Regions from separate parts of the Homo sapiens genome. Here all the other regions are linked to region 3. A link is a loop called in an ENCODE intact Hi-C map of the cell type or tissue named here. Cell type or tissue: chondrocyte. All regions are shown on one strand.

Evidence for each region. Hi-C counts contacts between places; a loop is a spot of excess contacts. Peaks named below come from ENCODE experiments on the same cell type or tissue, not always from the same donor. Only the 100,000 strongest peaks of a DNase experiment are listed, where the experiment ranks them.
Region 1: it touches region 3 in a loop (5-fold over the local background); 31 of 110 quality-filtered maps call a loop at or near these places.
Region 2: a loop joins it to region 3, with 5 times the contacts of the local background. A loop is called at or near these places in 10 of 110 quality-filtered maps.

What each region holds. Positions count from the first base shown.
Region 1 is chr19:1,671,273-1,673,772 of GRCh38, forward strand. No RefSeq gene overlaps it. Among named protein-coding and RNA genes, the nearest start is that of TCF3, 20 kb to the left of the region's middle. RefSeq lists a silencer at 578-1,277 and an enhancer at 1,102-1,629. In chondrocyte, a CTCF peak has its summit at 1,013; a DNase peak (open chromatin) is centred at 2,287.
Region 2 is chr19:1,825,333-1,827,832 of GRCh38, forward strand. It overlaps REXO1 (RNA exonuclease 1 homolog), which reads right to left. Exons shown (of 16, transcript NM_020695.4): 2 at 1,546-2,500; 3 at 507-611. Among named protein-coding and RNA genes, the nearest start is that of MIR1909, 10 kb to the left of the region's middle. RefSeq lists a silencer at 1,876-2,011. In chondrocyte, CTCF peaks have their summits at 968 (motif pointing left) and 1,243; no DNase peak of the experiment used is centred here.
Region 3 is chr19:1,604,524-1,607,023 of GRCh38, forward strand. It overlaps UQCR11 (ubiquinol-cytochrome c reductase, complex III subunit XI), which reads right to left and starts at 939. Exons shown (of 3, transcript NM_006830.4): 1 at 837-939. The coding sequence starts at 886. RefSeq lists silencers at 690-759, 810-1,069 and enhancers at 1,130-1,439, 1,895-2,500. In chondrocyte, a CTCF peak has its summit at 1,446 (motif pointing right); a DNase peak (open chromatin) is centred at 1,055.

The DNA of each region.
Region 1 (2,500 bases), 67 kb after region 3:
GATCGCTACTGCACTCCAGTCTGGGCGACAGAGTGAAACTCCGTCTCAAAAATAAATAAATAAATACATTTTTGTAGGACAGGGGTCTTGCTATGTTTCTCAGGCTGGTCTCGAACTCCTGGGCTTAAATGAGCCTTCTGCCTCAGCCACCTAAAGTGCTGGGATTACAAGTGTGAGCCATCACGCCCTGTCTTTGCCACTCTTGCATTTGGGCATCAACGCTGGCATTGGCCAGGGGAACTGGGATTCTGGAATTTTCTCCAATTGGCTCCATCCTGAGAATCCCATATTTGGAAAGCTGTGAATTCAAGTTCCGAGTATCTTAAAACCTTTGGATTTTACCCATCGAGGCTGAGGATAGTAAGAATATTTACCGGCCAAGAATATCACTTTAAAAAAAAATCAAAACAAACCTTTGTATTCTCTGTCCTAGGTAGACCCTAAATCCTGCCCTTGTCCTCACCTCCTGCGCTCAGATCGGAAACCTGGGACCTTTGCCTCCAAACCCCACCCCACAATCCCGCCCAGGCTCAGGACTCAGTTCCCTTCGCCCCCACCGCGCCCTCCCCCGGCCCTCTGCACCTGCCGCGTCCCGTACCCGGCCTGCTCTTCTTCACCATTGGTGCCTTTTCCTTCAACCCCACCTCCCCAGGGAAGCCCTCCTGGTGACTTCACCACGCCTGTGTGTTCAGTTATTCTCCCTCTCCCTGGGAGGTGGGGAAACCGAGGCATAGAGCGGCGAGGCTGGTGCTCACGGCCCCCCGGGGTCCTCCCCAGACCCCTCCCCTCCCTGTGGTCCGGGGGTGCATGGGGTGGGGCGCGGGGGCCTCGCTGGTCCTGGGGTTCAGTCGGGCGCGCGTGCTGCCACCTGGTGGCCAATGGGGCAAGGCCGCGGGTCCTCCCCGGGCGTCGGGGCCCCCACCCCACGGAGCCCACCCTGCGCTGGGGGAGGTGGGCTCAGGAAAGCCGCGGCCCCCGCTCGGGACGCCAGGGGTGGGGGACACGGAGCTTCGCCAGACTCCCCCAAACTCGGGCGCGTCATGGGAAGAATGGAGGGAGCTGGATGATGGGGGTCCTGCGGGCTGCCTTCCCTGGGTCTTCTGGTGTTGTCCCCGTCCCGTCCCCTTCTTACCCCTGCGTGACGCCCAGACCGAGGGAGGTGGGACTGGGACCCCCTTCCAGGGACAGAGCTGCAGCGGGTCTGGCGTCCACCAGGGCGCGCCCGCAGCCCAGAAACCCGCGGGCGCTCCCCACGTGCGCGCTCACACGTGCATCCGCGGCTACCCCAGTGCCTCGCGGCTCGGGCTTTTTTTAATTTTTATTTTATTTTTATTTTTTTGAGACGGAGTCTCGCTCTGTCACTCAGGCTGGGGTGCAGTGGCGCGATCTCGGCTCACGGCAACCTCCACCTCCCTGGTTCAAACGATTCTCCTGCCTCAGCCTCCAGAGTAGCTGGGACTACAGGCACGTGCCACCACGCCCAGCTAATTTTTGTATTTTTAGTAGAGCTAGGGTTTCACCATGTTGGTCAGGCTGGTCCCCAACTCCTGACCTTGTCATCCGCCCACCTCGGCCTCCCAAGGTGCTGGGATGACAGGCATGAGCCACCGCGCCTGGCCGGCTCAGGCATTTTGACCCGAGGCACACGTGGTCCTGTGTGGTTGGTGTGTTTCTGAATGAACAGTGTTCACGTAGATTCAGGTGTGCCACACGTGATGTATACGGGGCATGCTTATGCGTGTTCTCGCATGCTCGTGTGCATTCTAGCATGTGTGCTCACTCCTATACACAGGTTTGCATGCGTGTGCTGGCATGTCCGTGTGGGTGCACACAGAGGCTGTGACATGTTCGCTCGTTGCCACGAGCTCAGGTGTGTTTGTACATGGTCAGTCCCGTTTATACATGTGCACGCATGGGCACGTATGTGCCAGGAAGGTTCACACATACACCTTCTCATGTGCGGCCTGCTGTATCTGCACATGTGTGTCCTGGTAAACGCGTGTGTTTGCGTGTTCTGGTGTGCTTGCGCATGTTTGTGTGTGTGCATGTGGGCGCACTCACAGCCACAGCCCATGCTGGCGTCCCTGAGTGCAATGGCCCCTTATGGACTGGGTCCTACAGGACACCCCTGAGTCAGGCCCCACATACCCCAGGGCCCTCCCACAGCTCCACTGCCCCAAACCCCCTGGCCCTGTGAGCCGATCCCTGCAGCCAAAGGGTCCAGGTCGCCCCCAGTCAGCCTCTCCCTGGTCTGCCCCAACCCCCAGCTCTCCACTCGATCTCCCCCACTTCAGTGGCTGCAGCCTCCTGCACCCGCACCCTCTTCCTGCTGTGGTGGCTTCTGGGTCCGGTCCCCAGTCAGCCCCAGCTGCTGCCTGTGCCCCCAAGAGATGCAGAGCTCTTAGGAGGCAGGGCCGTGTCTGGGGTCCACGGCTGCACCCTGATCTCTGGTATCCAGCCGGCACGCGGTAACCAGGTCAGAAGCCTAACCGTCCTTCAG
Region 2 (2,500 bases), 220 kb after region 3:
ACAAACAAACAGAAAACAGAGGGATGAAGCTGGGAGCAGTGGCTCACGCCTGTAATCCCAACGCTGGGAAGCCGAGGCAGGAGGATCACTTGAGGTCAGGAGTTGGAAGACCAGCCTGGGTGACAAAGCAAGACCCCCTTTTTTTATAATTTTTTTTTTTTGAGACAGAGTCTTGCTCTATCACCCAGGCTGGAGTGCAGTGGTGCAATCTTGGCTCACTGTAACCTCTGCCTCCTGAGTTCAAGCGATTCTCCTGCCTCAGCCTCTCTAGTAGCTGGTATTACAGGCACCCATCACCATGCCCAGCTAATTTTTGTATTTTTAGTACAGATGGGGTTTTGCCATGCTGGCCAGGCTGGTCTCGAACTCCTGGCCTCAGGTGATCCACCCGCCTTGGCCTCCCAAAGTGCTGGGATTACAGGCGTGAGCCACCAAACCAGGCCAACCTCGTCTTTAAAAAAAAAAAAAAAAAAGGCTCCTGCTGGCCTGGCCTCTGCGGACCTTACCTCCTGGCCTTGCTTGGAAAGGTGGGAGATCCTCCTCTTCTGCCCGGGGAACAGAGTGGTCAGACCCGAAAGCCCCTTCTCCTCACTCTTCTCTTCCTTGGGGGGCTAAGACACATGTCCGTCCGTCAGCACAGGTCTGCCCTCGCTGCCAACACCAACACACCCCAACCTCAAACTGCCCCCGGCAAGTGGGGAATGGAACAGTCCAGCCCCCAGGCACAGCAGCTGAGGGCTCAGGGCCAACAGTCCCTGGGCTTTGTGTGGGTGCAGTCGGAGGGGTGGGCAGGTGTCACACGTTCTGCAGATGCCCAAGGCTACCTCTCCTGGGCACCCAGGGCCCCAGCTTGGAGACCCCAGGGCTGCAGAATGAAAGCACACTGGGAAAGCGAGGCCACCTTGGGCCGAACCAGCTGCTGCGGGCTGAGCACTTGGGCTCAGTCTGTGTGGAGTGAGCTCCCCCTGGTGGCCAATTTGGGGACACGGGGCCAGGAGACCCAGGGGTCCAGGGCTGGCCCAGGAGAGCAAGAGCTCGCCACGCTGGGAGTAGGGAGGAGGGAGGGGAGGAGAAAGGAGCCGGAGGGGATGAGGAGGAGGCAAGGAGAGGAGACAGAGGAGCTGGAAGAGAAGAGACAGAGATGGGGGAAGGGAGGAGGGGAGAAGAGAGGGGGAAGGGAGGAAAGGGGAGGCGAGGGGAGAGGGGCTAGAAGGGTGTGCCGGAGGTGGATTCCCCTGAGGTGGGTGGGTGGGCCAATATCCCCCTGCCAGTCAGTGGGAACAGACCGTGTGCACGTGGCCACAGAAGCCTGGCTGGTGGCCACGGGCCAGTGACCTCTGGGTGGGTGAGGGGCAACAGGAGCAACAGGGCTGCCCGGGTGCTCCTGAGCTCCTGAGATTTCAACGGGCTCAGGGACCAGCACTGAGGAGCTGCCTCCACCCCGTGCCTCCGAGCCAACTGGAAACCACTCCAGATAGAAGGTCTCTCACCAGGCCCTCGGCTCTGCCTCTGCCCGAGCCCAGCCCCAGCACCCGCGCGCCTCACCTGCCGGGCCAGCCGGCCTCTGTCCTCCGTCTTGACGCTGGTGGACTCGTTGAAGATCCGCAGGCACTCCTCCATGGGGTCGGAGTCAAAGTCCACCTCCTTCTCCAGGGCCGAGTAGTCCACATCCGCCCCCGCGCTGGAGGTGGAGGAGGAGGAGGAGGAGGAGGAGGATGGGGCGGGGGAGGGGGGCGGGGAGGCCTTGAGCCGCTTGGGCGGCCCCTGCGCCTCCGGGAAGCCCAGGCTGGAGTCTGAGTCGGAGTCTGAGTCCGAGCTGAGGCTGGGGAGGGCAGAGGGCCACACGCTCGGCACCCCTGGCCCTGCGGCCTCGTCCTCACTCTCGTCCCCAAAGAGGTCGGCGTGGCTCAGGGCCCGCTTCTTCAGCTTGGGGGCGTCCTGGGAGGCGCCCTCGTCTAGTGAGCGGGCTTTCCGCTCCACTAGCTTCCCCGACGGGGCCTTGGTGCTCTTCCTGTCGGGCAGCTGGAGGGGGCGGGGTGGGCCTCTGCCGGCCGCCGGTCGGGAGTCCCCGCTTGTGGGGCTCGGCCGCCGCGCTGGCCGGTCAGGCCTCCCTTTCCCTGAGGTGGCCACAGGAGTGGCCGAAGATGGCTTCTTCTTGGTCCCTTCCGGCCGCTCTGCCTTGCGCCGGGGGCTGCTGGCCTGCGGGCCCTTCTTGTCCGCACGGGGCTTCTCCACAGGCCGCCCTCGGCCCTTGTCCTTGGTCTTGTCCTTCCCCTGGGCCCCGTCTTTGCAGCTGGGGGCAGGTGGGGCCCCGGTTTTTTTCTTCTTGGGTTTTCCCTCCTTGGGGCAGCCCCCATCCTGTGAGGACTGGACCTGGGCTGGGGAGGCGGGCTTGGCTGGGGGCGGCTGGAGGTCCCCCACGTCGCACTGCACGGCCGTCTCCTTGGTCTCCCGCAGGCCGCCCCCCTCGGCCTCCAGGCCCTCTTTGGAGGGTGGCTGC
Region 3 (2,500 bases):
TTTTTTTTTCTTTTCTCTTTTTGGGACACAGTCTCATTCTGTCACCCAGGCTGGAGTGCAATGGCGCAATCTCAGCTCACTGCAACCTCCTCCTCCCGGGTTCAAGCGATTCTCCTTCCTCAGCCTCCCGAGTAGCTGGGATTAGAGGCACCCGCCACCACGCCTGGCTAATTTTTGCATTTTTAGTAGAGACGCGGGTTTCACCACGTTGGCCAGGCTGGTCTCGAACTCCTGACCTCAGGTGATCCACCTGCCTCGGCCTCACAAAGCGCTGGGATCACAGGCGGGAGCCACCGCACCCAGCCAGGCCTTGCTTCTTAGCACCCCACGTGGAAACACCAGACAACCCTACGGAGGCCACCCCCAGCCCGGCTTCTATGGGGGCCACCCCTATGCCGTCCCGCTGCCCACGTGGGCTCAGGCGCAGCTGAAGCTTTCACGCTCCTTGTTAAAAATCATAAAAACCAAAATAGTGGCAAAGGCCGAAGATGCCGCGAGTGCTGGGCTGGGGATCGGGACTCGGCACCTTCTGGGCGCTTCCGTCCAGGGGGTCACCATTCGGATCCCCCGGTAGAGATGGGGAAACTGAGGCTTGGAGCGGCCTAGCCGCGGAGCCGGGCATGCTGGGGTTTGGCCTTGGGTCCGTCACGTCCCGTTCACGCCGGGACGCGCCGCTCCGCCTCTCGGCCTCAGTTTCCCCCTCTGTCACCGGGAACAACAAGGGACCTGGGCCCGGCCCGGCCCGGCCCCCGGAAACGCGCACAAATACGGAACGCAGCGGCGCGGGGCTGGGCCGAGGCGGGAGCGCGGATGGGGCCGCGGGTCGGCGTCCTCACCAGTTCTTGACCAGCTCCCGGTAGCGTGGGCCCAGGAACCGGGTCACCATCGCGGCGGAGTCGCACCCTCAGGATGACCCTGTCCAGCTGACCCGGCTACACTGCGCAGGCGCGGCCGCGGCGCGCACGCGCGCGGGGAGGGCGGGGGGGGGGGGAGGAAAAAAAAACATCATCCGCCACTGTGCGCGCAGACCCGGAAGCCACTTACAGTAACTTCCGGCGAGGGTTGGACGACCGCGGAGAAGTGGTCCGGAGTGGGCGGCGTTAGGGCGGTGCTTTCTGGCCACGTGGTCTGGCGGCCGATTGTGCTTCTGGGCTCCGCGGGGCTACCTGCCAGTGATTTTGTGCGCCTAGTATGTGCCAGAACGTTATTTACAATGAAGGAAACTGAGGTCCAGCGGGGAAGGGTCTTGCTCAGAGTCACACAGAGGGGAAGAGCTGGGATTGGAGCCCACTTTTGGAGGCGTCAGGCGTTGTTCCTGATTCGCTGTAGGACTTTGGTCGAGCGGCAGTGCTTCCCTGAGCCTCAGCGTTGCCCGTTGCTTGGAGGCCCTGTCGGAAATCTCTTTGCAGGATTCCGTTTGCGAGCCTGGGTTATTCCTCATTCCGGCAGCAGAGGGTGGCCTGGCTCCTTGCTCGGTGAACGTCTCTGGATGCTCTTAGCTGATGACAGGCAGGTCTTTCTGCCTCCTGCTTTCCACCGCACCAGGCTCGCTTGGGCTCGCCTTTCTCCAGTCCCTGCTTCCTCTGCTCTCCCACAACCCGGCGCAGCACCGTACATGCTCACTCAGCTCCCAGCTTCCAGCCTCCCCCCTGCACACCGGGCCGGTGTGGGCAGAAGGAAGAGGGGCATATTCCCAGACACCGCCATTGCACTTTTGTGCCTTTTCCCCCATATTCAAGAGTTGCCTCCCTCAGGAAGCCCTCCTGGACTGCCTGACCCACAGGCACCTTTACAGCATGAACGGAAAGGCCATAGCCTAGACGGGGCACTGGGCGTGATTTGTCTCTCGGGCGCCAGCGTCACTTGCAGGCCTCGTGATAAGGAATGGACACCGTGGGTTCTTCTGCCCAGCCTGGCCTGTCCTCCTGGGGTCAGCCCCTCAGTACACCCCAAGCCTGCAGCTCTCTGGGGACTGCGGGTGCTAACCCATCCCTATCCCTGGTTAAGGACTCAGGGTGGGAGCCGGAAATAGGTTTTGGACACCACAGTCTGGGCACTGTTTTTCTTTCTTTTTTTTTTTGAGACGGAGTCTCGCTCTGTGGCCCAGGCTGGAGTGCAATGACACGATCTCGGCTCACTGCAACCTCCGCTTCCCGGGTTCAAGCTTCTCCTGCCTCAGCCTCCCAAGTAGCTGGGACTACAGGCGTGAGCCACCACACCTGGCTAGTTTTTGTATTTTTAGTAGAGATGGGGTTTGGCCATGTTGGCCAGGCTTGTCTTGAATTCCTGACCTCAAGTGATCCGCCTCCCAAAATGCTGGGATTACAGGTGTAAGCCACCGGGCCCGGCCCTGGGCATTGTTTGTAGAACTTTCCAGTTGGCTTGGGGTTTTTGAGCTTGGGATCAGAGAGCACCTGAATAAGACTCTTCCCATTGGTGGAAACTTAAAAAAGTGGGATGCAGGGGCTGACACAGAGACTATTAAGAGAAAGGACAGGAA